Regions from separate parts of the Mus musculus genome. Here region 2 is linked to region 1. Evidence: chromatin loops called from intact Hi-C (ENCODE). Cell type or tissue: left cerebral cortex. All regions are shown on one strand.

What was found. Hi-C counts contacts between places; a loop is a spot of excess contacts. Peaks named below come from ENCODE experiments on the same cell type or tissue, not always from the same donor. Only the 100,000 strongest peaks of a DNase experiment are listed, where the experiment ranks them.
Region 2: it touches region 1 in a loop (4-fold over the local background); 12 of 42 quality-filtered maps call a loop at or near these places.

The regions. Positions count from the first base shown.
Region 1 is chr16:25,960,007-25,968,006 of GRCm38, forward strand. P3h2 (prolyl 3-hydroxylase 2) reads right to left here. Exons shown (of 15, transcript NM_173379.3): 14 at 5,718-5,858; 15 at 1-444. The coding sequence ends at 352. Among named protein-coding and RNA genes, the nearest start is that of P3h2, 140 kb to the right of the region's middle. In left cerebral cortex, CTCF peaks have their summits at 4,035 (motif pointing right) and 7,505 (motif pointing right); DNase peaks (open chromatin) are centred at 535, 4,038, 4,410 and 7,515.
Region 2 is chr16:26,368,338-26,376,337 of GRCm38, forward strand. Cldn1 (claudin 1) reads right to left here and starts at 3,502. Exons shown (of 4, transcript NM_016674.4): 1 at 3,067-3,502. The coding sequence starts at 3,289. In left cerebral cortex, a CTCF peak has its summit at 3,566 (motif pointing left); DNase peaks (open chromatin) are centred at 491, 1,221 and 3,523; H3K4me3 peaks cover 753 bases.

The DNA of each region.
Region 1 (8,000 bases):
TATGTTTGTCTTATGTATGTGTGGCGTATTTGGGAGTTTGTGCCATGTGTACATGGCCTGTGTGCACTTCTGTAGTGTAAATTCTGTTGCATGTTTACTGGTGTGACATGAAGAGTGTGGGTGTTGTGACTCAGTGCGGTGTGTGCTTGAGGGTGTGAATGGGCTCTGAATGATGAACTGAAGCAAAACAATGAAGACCAGAAGAAAGCAAATGAAGCGAAGTTGGGAACAGGGGGAGAAATCTAACGACTCTTAGTATCCTGTTAATTTATACTACGGCTCTGTACAAAAATAAAAAGGTTCTCATAAGATCATCTATTTAAATAAATATTCAATAGAGCACTCTCTTTTCTATAGCTCATCTTTGGGGTTAATATTCAGTCCATGCTTCCCGCGCTGTTCTTGATCCAAGATGGCAATCACTTCATCTGCCTGTATCCGCTCCTGCAAAAAGACAATTGACACATTTCTGGTACAAGTGTAATAACCAGCCCGGGCAGCAGATGCTTCCCCAACATTTCCAGCCAGCCATCTGTGCACAGATTGGTGCAACACCCAGACAGGGATAAGCCTACTTCAGCCAAACCGGTACGCTCTTCACACATCCCCACATTCTATGCAATTACTTTCCGAGATGGCTCTTACAGAAGATGTTTCATCTATTCATTGGCTTCCTACCCTTTCTGTCTCCCAGGCATCATCATCTCTTACTTAGCTCAGTGTCTCTCAGAAAAGAATACTCACCTTTTGCCAGAAAAGCCTGGTCCTGATCTCCCACACTTGATAAGGTTTTTGGCCCTGTCTTTCTGTGTCCTGTGTCTGTCCCTGTCTTTTTAATGGAGAATGAAGGACAGAGTTTCTCAGACATGGTACTACTGACATTTGAGGGAACAAAGACAGAGACAGAGAGAGAGAGAAAGAGAGAGACAGAGACAGAGACAGAGAAACTTTCCTGTATACTGCTAATGTTAACATCCCTGGTCTAGAAGATGTCTCCACATTGTGGGAACTAAAACTGTGTCTGGACATTGTGAAAGGTCCTCTAAATAGCTAAGCGCTACATCTTAAGAGTAACTCATTCAGATTCTTCTCACTGGGTATTCTAGAAGGTTCCAAACAAATTTCCCTCCTTGTTCAGGCTCCTGGTAGACAATCTCCCTTAAGTCTAACTGCAACACTGTTCCACATGGCACTCACCATTCTTCTGTTGGTTCCTGGTTCTGTTTACTTGGTGAGCTTTCAGATTTTTAATATTGTTTTTTCTTCCTCAGTTATATTGTGTGCTGCCCCTCTGTTGCCCACCTTATACTAAAACTTTTGGTTACCTCAAAGTCTCTGAGTATTCATTCTCAAAATAGCTTCCCAGCCCTGGTTTGAAATACACCCCTTCCCCCCGAAGACTCCCAGTATAGTCTGTGTTTTCTTTTACCCCTGTACCAGTGCAGCATAGAGACAGCAGGTCTTCTTAAACTTCCAAGGCAACCTCCCCTTGAAGTTAAACCCTTGTGACCTGTGGTACTCCTCTAATCTAAGTCGACATGTTGGCTAATGTCATCTTTTCCGTGTAGTCATCCCCTACGACTAGGGGAGCTTACAAGGGTGTGAGGAGCGAAGGATGGCCACAATGGCTTCTTAGCAGCTAGAAAAAAGTCCACCAGCCTAATATGAAGTGTGAAACACTGCCCCTGGCTCCTTCTCACCCTTACATTCAACGCTCCTTTTAGAAAACACGCCGTTCTGGCTACTTTGGCCTTCATTCTGTGGGCTGTGTTTTCAGTTTTTTGTTTGTTTGTTTGTTTGTTTGTTTGTTTTCTTGGTGCTAGGGATAGGGTCCAGAAGCTAAGCACATGCAAGGCGTGTGCTGCAACCCTGAGCTGCCTCCCCATCCAGTTTTGTTTCTCAAGTACACTACCCCAAACCTCCGGTCTTCTGCAAGCCATCCTCCCTCTCTTCCAGTGTTCCTTGTAGTTGGCTCACATATCCTGCATTTGTAAATAGTTCGTCTAATATCTACTGTTAAGTCAGTTATGTTATTCTATTTTTATATAGACTATATATAAAATATAGCAATAGGTGTATTGCTGTTGTAATAAATCTGATTATTTACACACCTTTGCTTATTTGCAGTCCTTTATTCTTCTTTTAGGTTGTAAAAAGGAGAGAGAAGGATCTCATTGTCGTGGTCACTGAAATATTTCCAGTGCCCAGAAAACCTACTACCTCTTGTCAAGGGCTCTATTATATGAAAAGAGAAGTATTTATGGGAATGAAGGCCTAGAGTGCATCTCCCCAGGGATGCTCAGCTTATAAATCTTATTGCCTACATTTAATTCCCAAATTAAACCTTCCCTAACTGATTCTTTATGTCCCTAAGTGATCATTTACTGCAGACAATTCTTAAAAAACTTGCCCAGTTGTTTAATAATGTGGGTCCCTGTTATCATCTCTCTGGCTTGACATTAAGTTCCATGAAAGCAGGAATTTTGTCCTGTCCAGTTTCTGTTCCCCTTTGCCAGGTCCTAGTACAGTTTTCAGCATACTAAGTTATAAGAATAACTGTGTTCTGACTTGAAAAGAAAGCTCTTGCCAGGTAGGAGCTGGGAGTTAATAACGATACAGGCAGAGATACTAAATAATGGAAAACTGCATCGTTACATCTGAAAGCATGGGGCTCAGCAAGCTGACACACATGCAAAGCTTTCACATTTGATGACCACAAGAAACTCTCAGTACATGCTTCTCTTAAGAAGGAAGAAACCTATATAACCACCAAACCCAGACACTATTGCATATGCCAGAAAGATTTTGCCGACATGACCCTAATATAGCTATCTCTTGTGAGGCTATTTCAGTGCCTGGCAAATACAGAAGTGGATGCTCACAGTCATATATCGGGTAGAACACAGGGCCCCTAATGAAGGATCTAGAGAAAATACCCAAGTAGCTGAAGGGGTCTGTTACCTGTACCCCCCAGAGCTGTGTCTCTAGCTGCATATGTAGCAGAGGATGGCCTAGTCGGCCATAAATGGGAGGAGAGGCCCTTGGTCTTGGGAAGATCATATGCCCCAGTACAGGGGAATGTCAGGGCCAGCAGGAATTGGTGGGTAGGGGAGCAGGGTGGTGGAGGGTATAGGGGACTTTGAGGATAGCATTTGAAATGTAAATGAAGAAAATATCTAATAAAAAGAAAAAGAAGAGGGAAGAAACCCAAGTGCTGGGACAGATGTCTACAGACCATCTAATATCTTATGTATGTATGTATGTATGTATGTATGTATGTATGTATGTGACTGAATACTCCCTAAAGATTCTCTCTCTCTTCTTTTCTTTCTTTCTTTCTTTCTTTCTTTCTTTCTTTCTTTCTTTCTTTCTTTCTTTCTTTCTTTCTTTCTTTCTTCCTTCCTTCCTTCCTTCCTTCCTTTCTCTTTCTTTCTTCCTTCCTTCCTTCCTTTCTTTCTTTCTTTCTTTCTTTCTTTCTTTCTTTCTTTCTTTCTTTTGATCTCTCTCTCACACACACACTGATACACACACACACACACACACACACACACACACACACACACACACACATAACACATATATATGATTTTTTATTTTTTGAGACAGAGTTTTCTCTTAGTTGCCCTGGCTGTACTACAACTCACTCTGTAGACAAAGCTGGCCTGAAACTCAGAAATCCACCTGCTTCTGCTCCTCAGTGCTGGGAGTAAAGACATGCACAACCATGCACCATACAGTAACTTATATAGAGAATCTGCTACTTTTCTTAGACAGGTTTTCTGAGTTCAGAAATCCTAAGTTGGTGTTTAAACCAGGGATTCACAAATTTTGTTACATTATAGAAGCACCTGGGAAGTTTTAAACTCCTGGTACTCAGAAAGCTCTGGAAATAGTTAGATACACACATCTGAAGGTGGGAATCAGGCATTAGTGTTTTAGGGATCAGACTCTCAGGTGATTCCTGGAAGTTTATCCAGAGTAGAAAGTTTTCAACTAGCAATTCTACGAGGTGCTTGTCAGTTCCTACTCTGACCACTAGATGGCACTAAAGCCTGCACACTGGAGAAGTTTCTTAGTACTTTTCCATGTAGCATAAACACTGGTGTTGAAGTGTCTTGAGTAGGAAGGAGCTGTGAACAAGTTATGTATTAACTTTTTTAATAAAATGCTACAATTTATTGTGATGGAGTGGCGGATATAAAATTAGTACTAAAGTAGGGTGCCGAATTTTCCACAATTTGCTGTCTAGACCTTTGCATAGAGCAATGGTGCTGGCATTTTGTAGATTAAAAACACAGGGAAAGAGAAACTACAGGGGAAGGAGGATGCGACACATCCTAGAAAGTTATCTGGCCTCTGCTAGGTTCTGGCCATTGGTGCCTTTTTTGTCTTTCTTTGTGTCTGAGCTAGTGCAAGCTGTTCTTACAGCCCCGACATAAGATGCTACTGAGGTGCGCGCCTTTCCTGGCTGCCGACCTCCCCTGTACTTTTCTTCTGTTCATCTTCTGTTCAGTTCTGACCTAAAGCCCTACCTAGACGTGAAGAGAAAGTGTTTTGAGGGTGTAGACAAAAATAAAACGTTCTTTTCAAACTCCTGCTGCTGCTGCTGAAACTGGATTTAGTTTAGCTTAGAAATTTAAAGGGAAAACTATGCACATCATTTTAAGGCTAGAATTTCGGGGGCTGGGAGATGACCTTGGTTACGATGCATAGGGTCCTTTCAGAGGCCTTGTTTTCAGTTCCCAACTGCCATGTCTGGTGGCTTACTCCAACTCCAGGGGGATAGGTGTCCTCGTCAGAACTCCACTTACACTCACAGATGTGCACACACAAACATAATTTAAAGAAAGAAAGCATGTTTAGCTCTATTTAGTGCATCCCTTAAATTCCAGCACTGGGGGCAGAGGCAGGAGGATCCCTGTGAGTTCAAAAGTAGCCTTGTCTACATTGTGAGTTTCAGTACAACCAGTTCAACCTAGAGAGATGCTACAATAACAAGAAACAAACCTTTAAAGGTGTAAAACACTTTATCGACATTCAGCTCTTCAGTAGACTCTGAAGTCATCAGTAGACTTCTGTGTCAGCTTCAGATCTACCCTTAGTGACCACCACACTCAGTCTCTTGAGCTATGGTGACGCTCTGATGGATATTTTTAAGCTGATGATATCACTGAGTCAAGAGAAGGACTTGGAAGGTACTCCCTAAAGGAAATGGACTGCTTTCTCCCTGGAGTTTCTATTCTGCCTGCTGGTCTGAACTGCAGGGCTCTTGACAGATTGAAACAGTGAGTGTCCCGGACACTTCAAATATAATGTTATTTTAAAATTCAACTTAATAGTGTAGCAAATACTAATGGTCTTCCAGGTCTCTTTCGTCTTTCCCATGCATGCTGCATGAACTAGTCAGAGTTGTTTGAATGCTTTTTTAACTTTACTCATGACCAGGAGAAAGTCCCTGTCTGTCTGTCCGTGGTCCACTGGTACCATGGTACAATGGTGCCAGTGAGTTCAATAGTCAACATTTGCTGTGACAACGAAGATGCGCTAGTGGATCTATTTCTGCACATGTCTTCACAGTTAGAATTCAACTGGGTACAAAACTTCCTTCCCAGCCCCTCCGCTTTCCCCAAATCTTACTGCAAAAGCCACTACAGACTTAGGGATGATGCAAAGGACTTTACAGAGTAGTCAATCCAGAGAGCCTGGTGTGGACTCACCAGTTCTCGGTAAAGAGGGTCCAGTGTAAACCATAGTGCCACAGCACAGCGCTGGCCTCTGGTGACCGCCTTCACGCCATGAGGGTTCTCGCCGCCAGACGAGAAGCTGATCATTCGGCCACACTTTGGTTTTATAGAGGCCTGAGAACAAAATGACAATTAGACTTCCAGTTCCTTACCACGTGACCTTCTATCATTCCTTCGGTGTGATTACTCCCCTCAGCTAAAATTTGAAGCAAGGAACAATGGGGGTCCTCATAATGGAATACTGAAAACAAAAATCGATTCTCATTTTTTTTACCTGTAAAATATATAAAGTTTCAAAATAACATTTCCCTTATATAATAAGAACACTTAGGTGACCTGGGTGGCAGGTCCCATACACACAGGAATCACGTGGCATGTGCTCTGGTGACAGCCTGCCCTCTCAAGAACACAAACCGTCCACTTTACTGCACTACATCAGCTCTTCATTCTATCGATCCATTGATGTTTAATGTGAGTGTGCATCCTGGTCCCTGTAAAACTGGAAGGGAACCAGGACATGAGGGGTACCAGAGAAGTTTTACTGGTGGCCCCAGTGGCAGTTACATGGTTGCACACCCTTGGCAGTTTTCCAGCCAAACACCTATGGTTTATGTAGCTGTCACTGTACGAAGCTTTGAATTCACTTCCTTTACATTATGCTTGTCCATGGGTCATACAGGTATCACGTGGTTGCCTCCAGTGGTGAGAACACACCACCCCTCGAGCTGACCCACTCACGGTTCCAGAGGTCTGAAATGACTGAAACAACAATTCAAAGCTTGCCCGATGCCCAGCTGTCTGCTGACTATCAGCAGGGCAGTCAGTGCATTCAGGGAACTGCTGAGGGCACCGAGCTGAGAATCTTAAGTCTGAGCAAGCGTACGCCACTGAGTATTGGAGGCTGTGGTCCTATGTCTTAAAAGGTGTGTAATAGGATTACATGTCATTTTGCATCCTTTAGGGGATAATGAGAGCTTACTCATTCCACTGAGGTTGTTTAAGAGCAAACAGCACAGCAGCAGCCATTGTGTGTGTGGGAAGACAGGGGCATTCTTCAGCTATGGGACTATGTCTTTCTAACCCTCTCAGGAACAGATCTGAATTTTTCCTAAAACCCTTCAGTGCGATGTAAGATTAACTCTTGTCCTAGGTCTGAGTGCGAGAAGGCAGAAGTAGGCAAAATCAAAATTAAGAATCCCAGTGTGCGAGTGTGTCTGTGTGTGTGTGTGTGTGTATGTATTTGGTTGTATGTGTGTAGGTCATAAACACATGTACTAGTGTCCATGAAGTCCAGAAGAAGGTGTGAGTCCTTAGAATGTGGAGTCTGAAGCAGTTGTCAGCCACCTAATGTAGGTGCTGGGAACAAAACAATCCTTCCGTATCCAATGAGGGGTGGGGGAGAAAGGACCCTGCCCACTTCTCCTGAGATTGGATTATGTTTGTTAAGGGAAAGCAGATACATGAGAATTCCTCATCTTTAAGAACTCCTACCTTAAAACTCTGCTAAATGAATGAACATGATTGAGCTAGTGAGCTTTTCCGGTTTTCCACTTTTTTTTTTTTTTTTTTCATTTACTTTTTGGAGGGAAGTAGATTCTGTGTTTTTTTGTAGGTGCCGCAGTTATTAGAAGTGTAGAACTGTTCAAGTGACACATCTCCCACCCCTTCCTGCTTTCACACAAAAGCAGCAGGTTGGTATTTAACATACACTCAGCAAAGACAGAGCCAGCCCCTGTACCATCAACCAGGGGCACTTCCAAATATGGCCACTAGATGGAGTAGAAGCAAAGGAATCCTCAACCAGCAGTCTGATTTTTCTTTCGAGTGATTTAAAATAGGAACCTTTTTCTTCTTCAGTTTCCATGTTTTCAAAGTTTGGAAATAAGACGTTTTGTTCACAAAGCTCCTTCACAAGTGAGAATCCTTTTCAGGGATTTAAACTCCAGCCCAGATCATCAATCCTGGTTTATATCCTCAGAGTCTGAAGCCTCAAACTACTTACTGACTTACTTTTTAAACAGTGAATCAGCACGTCTGTTTGAACATACATTGTTGTGTTCAAATGCAGGAAATATTTAAAATTATACCTGTGTTTCTGGGAACTATTTCAACAACCCGCAATAGGAATCTTCTTTAAGTCAGTGTGTAGCCTGAGATATCACCCACTTTAAACCACCATAGTGTTCCATGAATATTTCACCACTGAAGAAAATGGGTAAGCTAAAATTGAATGCACAAAACATGGAGAGAGTCTGA
Region 2 (8,000 bases), 410 kb after region 1:
CTCTCCCTGGACAGGACAAACTGGGACAAGAACTCCACACGTTTTCATTTCAGACTTTGGCTCTTGTTTAACTTTTGTTCCACTCTGCACACCCATGGCGTTTCTGGATGTTGTCTATTTAGCAGCAGAAAGGAGTCTGGAGAAGCCTGAGTGGTTACCCACCTCTCCGCCTGTGCTGCACAGATACCCCGTCAGGGATTTTGCTCCCCCGCTGAGCTTGACATCATGGCAAGAGTGCTGGGAAACCTCACAACCACCAATACTCATTAAGCACACCTACACACATGTGAATTCATGCAGAGCAAGTTCAACAGGCTGGGGTAGCTTATACACAAATTACAGCAGTTCAGGGCTAGATGAGACTTAAAGAGAGTCTAGCATAACCTCCCATTTGTCTGCTGCTCGAATCTTCACAACTGCAATCCACAAAAATGCTTACATCTCTGCCTTCACACCTCCCAACACGCAGCCTCCTAGGAAAGCCCTGTCTTTGGACCGTGCTGGTTATTAAAGTGAAGCAAGAAGAAGCAATTAGCTAAGTACATGGAACAGGCAGCTGGCTTTCCACAATGCTGGGAATGGAATCAAAACCAAGAGAGATGTGTGAATTAGACAAAGAAATGTCTACCATAACTGTATTTACTCCTGTACTTTGTATGCCCAAATTTCAGCTGCAAGGATCGTCACTCTAAATGATCACAAGCAGGGGCTTGGCAATGTTCTGGGCTATTATGGGCTATAATTCACAGTGTAGCTATTGTTTTTCCAGGAAGTTATTGTTATATTTCTATAAACTGTTCGGCAAAAGCTCTGTACAGTATGGCCTCTTTATGCTATTTCCAGTGGTTCTCGTGGGACGTGATAATACTGCACTCACTGTACATATTGTGTAAAGGTCATGTGCCTTTCACAACTGATACCAGATATGACAGAAGTAGCCCTTGAGGTCTGGTTACAAAACACTGAAACTCTTCTATCTTATACTTTGGTGAAGTGGGCTCTGGGGCAAAGTTCACGAGTACAATATTAGGAAACCCATAGCTGTGCCTCTTACCTCAAAGCATCTTGTGAGAGGTAAACTTCATGAGACACACACACATACACACACAGATAAGCCTTTTCATCTCTAGGCGTCATGGTACTATACCAAAACCAGCCAGTGAATCACCAACCAGATCTCTACATCAGGTAGGCGTGAACACCATGGCTCAGGTGGAGAAACAGAGACAAGTTTTCTGGGCCTGGTCCAAAGGCACCTACTGAATCACTGCTCAGCTGGGAGAGAAGTGTGAGTCAAGGCTCACGCTTCTGGGAATTGGTTTGTGGAGAGGCTGCTGGGCTCCATCTTGAATAAACTGTAGCTTTAACCAGAACAGAAGATGGAAGCTGTTTTCCGCTAAAACAAATCAACAAACAAGCCACTTCTAAACACTCCTTGTGATGGAAGGATAGTCAATGTGTTTATCACCGTTTTAGGAAATATAATAAGTATATTTAAAAGGAATAAATTACAATCAACCATTTAATGAATTATTCTGGGTAGGAGCGATCTGAATATTTGCTGCATGGACCATCATTCTATCCAGGCATTTGGGAAACTTAGACCTGATAAAATAAAGAATTTGGATTAGAGGAATAAAATTGATAGGAAGCCCTCTCTGGACTTGCTGTAGCAGATCTCACCTGCCAGGTCTACAATATGGTTCTGAAAATGCCTGGCACCATTTTCTTTCCACTGGACTAGTTCCCAATCGTCAACAGTCTGAGTGTATCCGGGGAGGGTAATAAATAGGACATGCTTTCCAAATGTATAGATTACTTTTAATAGAGGAGTCCAGATGTGGAGACAAAACCATGCCAGCTGAGTACATTCTACAGGTTCTCACAGTGTCAAGCTGATTTGTGGCAGGTCTCATAACTGTAAAGTGAAGTGCTTTTGTTGGGAAGGAGGAAGAGCTCCACTCTCATAGGTCAGGGACAATGCCAGCACTGTTCACAGCAGCATTCCCAGGGGACTGTGGAGTAGCTTTGTTTAGGCAAAGGCTAAGGGAACTCTTCCTCCTGTGAGGTAAAGGGCAGGACAACCAATGTGATTTCTCCAGGAAGAGAACATGCCCTGTAGGAATTGAATGGCTTTCTGACAAAGCCCTGAAAAAAGTTTTAGCTAAAAGTGAAGGCGAATACATCTTATCACCCGTCTCCCCAGAATCAGTAGAGATACTCCTGTCTATGCATGCCTTTCTCACTTTACATATAGGACCAATGCATCAATACATAGAGATTCCATTGCGGAAGGAAAAACATGGGAATAGCCTTTCTTTTTCCTCACAGACTTCTTCCCACATGGTGACCTCAACCAGGCTGCCTCCTTCTGTGCCTTCGCTCTTGCTGCCATGCTGCTGAGTTTATTCAGAAGAGCTCTCTTCAGTGACCCACTCCCCAGATGCCACCAGTCCTTCTTATTCTAAACTTGTACCGCACAAGTTGACTCTCCTGCAAATCCTAGTCCATCCTTTGGGGGCGGGGGGGGGGGGATCTCAAGAGGTTCTTCAAGGTAGAAAACCAAAAGACCCAAAGAGTAAACCTTAGCTGTGCGTTGGAAATGCCATGAGACAACTCAGAAAGTTTCTTATTTGATATTTCAGAATCATCTAGTTAACGCTTGTAAACCTACCCAAAGTGTGCCGTTTTCTTGTTCAAACCCTATTAGAATGAATGTGCAGAAGAGGCCCAAGAACCTAAGTTCCACAGTGGTCTTCATTCTCCCAATCTCCACCCACCTTGATTAGAATTTGAGACAAAAAAAAAATCACACCTAAAAGGGCAGAAGGTGCCAAGTAGAGAGTTAGAGGCAAATCTAGGGCTTTAACCTAGGGCTTGGGTTCTTTCTGCTTTATCAGGACAGAGCACATGCTGAAAAGCCTTGACCAATTTCGAGGGTAGCCTCTGGGCTGAATGAAGCTACTACAGAGGACAAGGGCTCCAAGGCTGGGGAGTGGGGGTAGAGAGGGTGGGGGAGAGTCCAAGGATAGGGAGTGGGGAGTTGGAGGATGAGGGTGCACTCACTGTTCAGATTCAGCAAGGAGTCGAAGACTTTGCACTGTATCTGCCCGGTGCTTTGCGAAACGCAGGACATCCACAGTCCCTCGTAGATGGCCTGAGCGGTCACGATGTTGTCCCCAGCATAGGAGTAAATCTTCCACTGGGGCAGGGCAGTGCTGACGATGGAGCCGATCCATCCCAGAGAAGCCAGGATGAAACCCAGCAGCTGCAGCCCCGCGTTGGCCATGGCTCTTTCCGAGGCTCCCGCGGGCTCAGTGGCAGATGCAGAAAGTGGAGTTTGCAAGGTGCGCACCTGAGCTCCCGAAGGTGATGGGGTCTCTGCAAACAAGTTAGTGCCTATACCCTTGCTCTCTGTGCAGCTGCGGGGCGAGGCTCCTGGCTTCTGGTCCGGGTAGGCGGTGGTGGAGTCTGGAAGTGAGAAGTGGCAGAGTTCTCTGAGACGCTGAACCGCCCGGCGCTGTGATTTAAAGCAGCTCCGCCCCTCCCGGCATGCAGCGCCCCCTGGTGGTTTCGTGGCCGAATCCCCACAAAGGTCCTCGCAGGCCAGCTCCGTGGTGGATGATGATGCCCCGTGGGCTACCTGGGGACCATCTGAAGAGAATCAGGCATCCCTAACCTCTTCCCTTCGTGTCTCTCCTAGCACTTGATAGGCATTTTCTTCATTTCACTCCGTAATTAACTAATAATAAAAGTTACCTCATCTGTGTAAATGCAAAAACAACACATAAAGATGGAAAAACTGGGGGGAACTAGAAACCTATTTTCATTTTTTAGTATATTCCCAGTATTTTATTCAGGAAATGTGTCTAACTCGATATTTCTATATTCCCTTCACCCTTGGGCACCTCTTGTCTGATAGTTCCTTCTCTTTTAGGGGCCCTCTGCTCCCTTCTGTTCCTTAAGGTCATTCCATTAGATTTCTCCCATTTCTCCCATGGGTCTCAGAGATGTTGAAACTTTATAGATTAGAGAAGAGCTAACCGGAGAGTGCCTCAGGGCAGGTTTCTAGTACACTCTTAGATCTGTGTGCTTTCCACTGCATATATATATATATTGTCTTTTGGGTTTTTATTTTCCTTTTGAAAATGCAGTCCACTATCTGACACACCCAATGCATGCATGCACGGGCACAAACACACAGACACACATATACACACATACACATACACATACACATACACATACACATACACATACACTTTTTCCTTAAAGCAATTTGCTTAGCATAGTAACTCCTTATCTGAGATGCCTGACCAGCAAAGACTTATCAGATGGAATTCAGCAAGTTCCTCCACATTCTCTTCCAGGAGAAAGAGAGACACTTGGATGCATCCTAGTAGAACTTAGTCTCTGGCTTTGGAGCTGGCAGTAATCTCCCCAGGCTTTGACCTAGGCTGCCTCTTGCTGTCCTCTCTGGGTCTGTACAGCTTCCTTGCTTGTTGCTACACAGAAGCCCACATTGTGGTTGAGAATAATTAAAATGTTTTCTCAGCTGTTATTTTGTCTGTGGTGTGAGTACGGTGGAAAGAGAGGCTTCTATGGATTTAGTAAAAACAGGAGAATTGAGGGCAGAAATAAACACATGAGTGAAAACAAGGGATGCTTCCATGCATGCTAAGGAAAGTACAAGCTTGCCACAAGAAAGTTATGTGAAAAACAAAATAGAACGACAAACAAAGCCTTACTGCCCTCACTCCCATGCTCACTGTTCTCAGACCAGCTTTGTCAATGCTTAAGGATAAAGACTCAGATCTGCTGTAGTCAGGGACTTAGGGAGTAGTGATGACAACAGAACTCAGACAGGAGATAGCAAGATTTGAACAAGTATTCATTGTCCTGCTCCTGCTCCCAGCTGTTTTCCAAACATAAAAGATCTCTAAATAAGATCTGTAGGTAGGCCAGGCCCTGGCTGACTTGTGCCCTCACGCCCTCAGCCTGCAGGCAGTACTACTCTGTGAGTTCAGAGGAATATTCCCCTGGTATCTAGTGTCTGTTCAGGCAGATGAAATGTCAATCATGCTTAGAACACAGAATTCCCTCAAGACGTGCACTATGTGAGATCATATGATCGTATCCATTTCTGCTGCAGTTTTTCAGCGCCCCTTTCAAAAAATAAGATTTGAATTCATCTATGTAGTTGTGCCTGAGGACCCATTTCTACGAAGCCGCAGTTGGCAGGGGATTAGAGGCATGGCTTCTGATTTGTTTTGTTTTGTTTTGAATCCAGATCTGTGCAAGGCTGACTATTTTGCTTCCCACAACTGTGTTTGGGCGGCTGCGGTGAGCTTTCCCACTCTGCTGCTCTGTGCTCACCTCGACATCCTAATCCCGTCTAGTTTTCTGTCCCTAGCCTCAGAGGAGCAACAGATGAGATAATAGTTCAGTCTAAATCCATTAATTTGAGAAGAAAAACAACCCACAAACATCAGCTTTTCATATCTAAAGCATAAGTAATAAAGGCAATAACATGAGCCAGAAGGTTCTAGAAAAGGCTGCCAGTGGTGCGGTCAAAGTCCTAGTGCAGTCTAAGAAAGTAAATCTGCCATGTGACTGCATGTAGATTCTTCCCTTTTTCTGCCTCAGTTTTGCAATCAATAAAAGTAGGGATTGACTTCTCAGTCATCACCTGCCTACAGAGGACACTTGTGAGCAGTACAACCTTGTCAGGGGCTAAGCTCAGTCTCTTCAGTGTTCCCATATTTCTATGTGAGGGAATAAGGTAAGAGGTCACTTTGCTTACCTAAGGGTCACATTTGGTAACATACAGTGTTGACACCCCCCATGGCAACTCTGCTCTAGAGTCCTGGTCTTGAACCTGACCTCTATAATATTTCTCTAGAAGCCCCAAGCACACTGAGCACGGGTAGATTTTTTTTCTCTACCTCCTATTTTGTTTGTCTTGGTCCAGGCAGTGAGAGATATACTGCATCATGATAGTCCCTTCCTAGTCTCTGTTGCTCCCCAACGGAGGCTCTTTCTGGAATGTCATGAGTCTCAGCTTGGAGAATTGGTGGTGGTGCTGGTGGGGGAGCGGTGTATAAGCTAACATCAAAGAGTCCTATGGCTACTGCACATACTTACATGATTGATGCTTGGACTCAGTGAGCCTGAGGACCAGCAGAAAACACACATACAGACACACACACACACACACAGAGACACATACCACACACAGACACATATACCACATACACATAGACACACACATAGACAGACAGACAGACAAACACACATACAGACACACACACACACACACAGAGACACATACCACACACAGACACATATACCACATACACATAGACACACTCAGACACAGACACACACATAGACAGACAGACAGACAAACACACACACAGACACACACAGATACAGACAGATACACATACCACATACACTCTGGTGCACACAGACAGACACATACACACACACACACGTAGTCTGGCACACACATGTAGACACACACACACACATAGACAGACACACACTGACAGACGCACACACACATACAGACACACAGAAGCAAGAGACCAATGATGCAGAAGAGAATGTTGACAAAGGAAGGCAAGGGGCACTGTGATGTTCTCTGGTTGCTGAAAGGACAAACGCTTTGGGATGCAAACCTTTAACTTAGGGATGGCCTCTGTTCAGGCTTATGACTCCCTTTAAAATGATTTGGGAAGGAAATACAGAACAGATAGACACACCACCGAACAATCTGCTGTGTCAGGGAGCAGATATTCAAATGTGAAAATATAGCATGAATTCTAGTGTTAGGATATGAAGGTTCCCAATTCTACAAACCATTGTTCCACACCTAAAGATATCTTAAAACATCCTTTGAAACTGCTAATCGCTTTTGAGATGGTAGTGAAGGGTTGTAGCTAAAAAGCATCAGCCGTTTGGGATATTGTTACTTGTGTATATAGAATTACAAGGTTGATCATATGGTATTGAATACCCAACTGGAGCATTCCCGGCAATTCTATGAGATGTAATCTCACACCCAGCAGATACCCCAATCCCCTGGCTCTTACAGTCTTTCTGCCACATCATTTGTGATGTTCCCTGAGTCTTAGGTTCAGAAGTTATTTTGTAGATGAAACAGTTGGGGCTGTCCACCACACAGCAGTTCATCTCTAACTTCTGATCAGCTGTAGTTTTTCAGTAATTGTTATCTTTATACATTAAGGACTAAAAGTGTCTCTGTGTGTGGTGTGTGTTTGTGTGTGTGTGTTTTACAACAATAAAAAAGAGGCTAGAAGTTATGAATTTGAGAGAAAACAAGGGAGAGGAGGTATATGAAAGAGAGCTGGGGAGGAAAGGAACAGTGAGGTAATTATATTTGAATTTCAAAAAATGTTTTTAAAGCACCAACTTTGTGAACCCTGGTACACTTACTTGTAGAGGAACTTGAGAAATTAACATAACACTCTTGTCCTCTTTTAAATGAATCCAAGTCTAAGGTTGAAATGGGTATTGAAAAGGCTAACCCATGTTAATTGCCTAGTGTATGATAAACTAATAGAAAATGGCAGTTCTTATTACTTACAAAGATCAGACTCACTACACTGTCTCTCCCTGTCATTTGCAAATGATCCTCATGGTTGTTCAGAAAAACCCTTTCCTGCCTTGAGTCTGTTAAAATCCCACTTAATGGCACAGTCTTTTTTATGGCAAAGTATGTAGGTCTGAGGCCTGTGGGATGGCTCAGCATAAGGGTGTTTGTTGTCAAGTCTAATGGCCTGAGCTTAACTCCCTAGACCCACAGGATAGAAGAAAACTGCTTCAACCAATTTTCCTCTGATCTCCATGTGCTGACCATGGCACAAATGCACCTACACAAATATACATGTTACACACTAGATAGGTGTGAGATTGATAGATAGCAGATAGATAGATAGATAAATAGATAGATAGATAGATAGATAGATAGATAG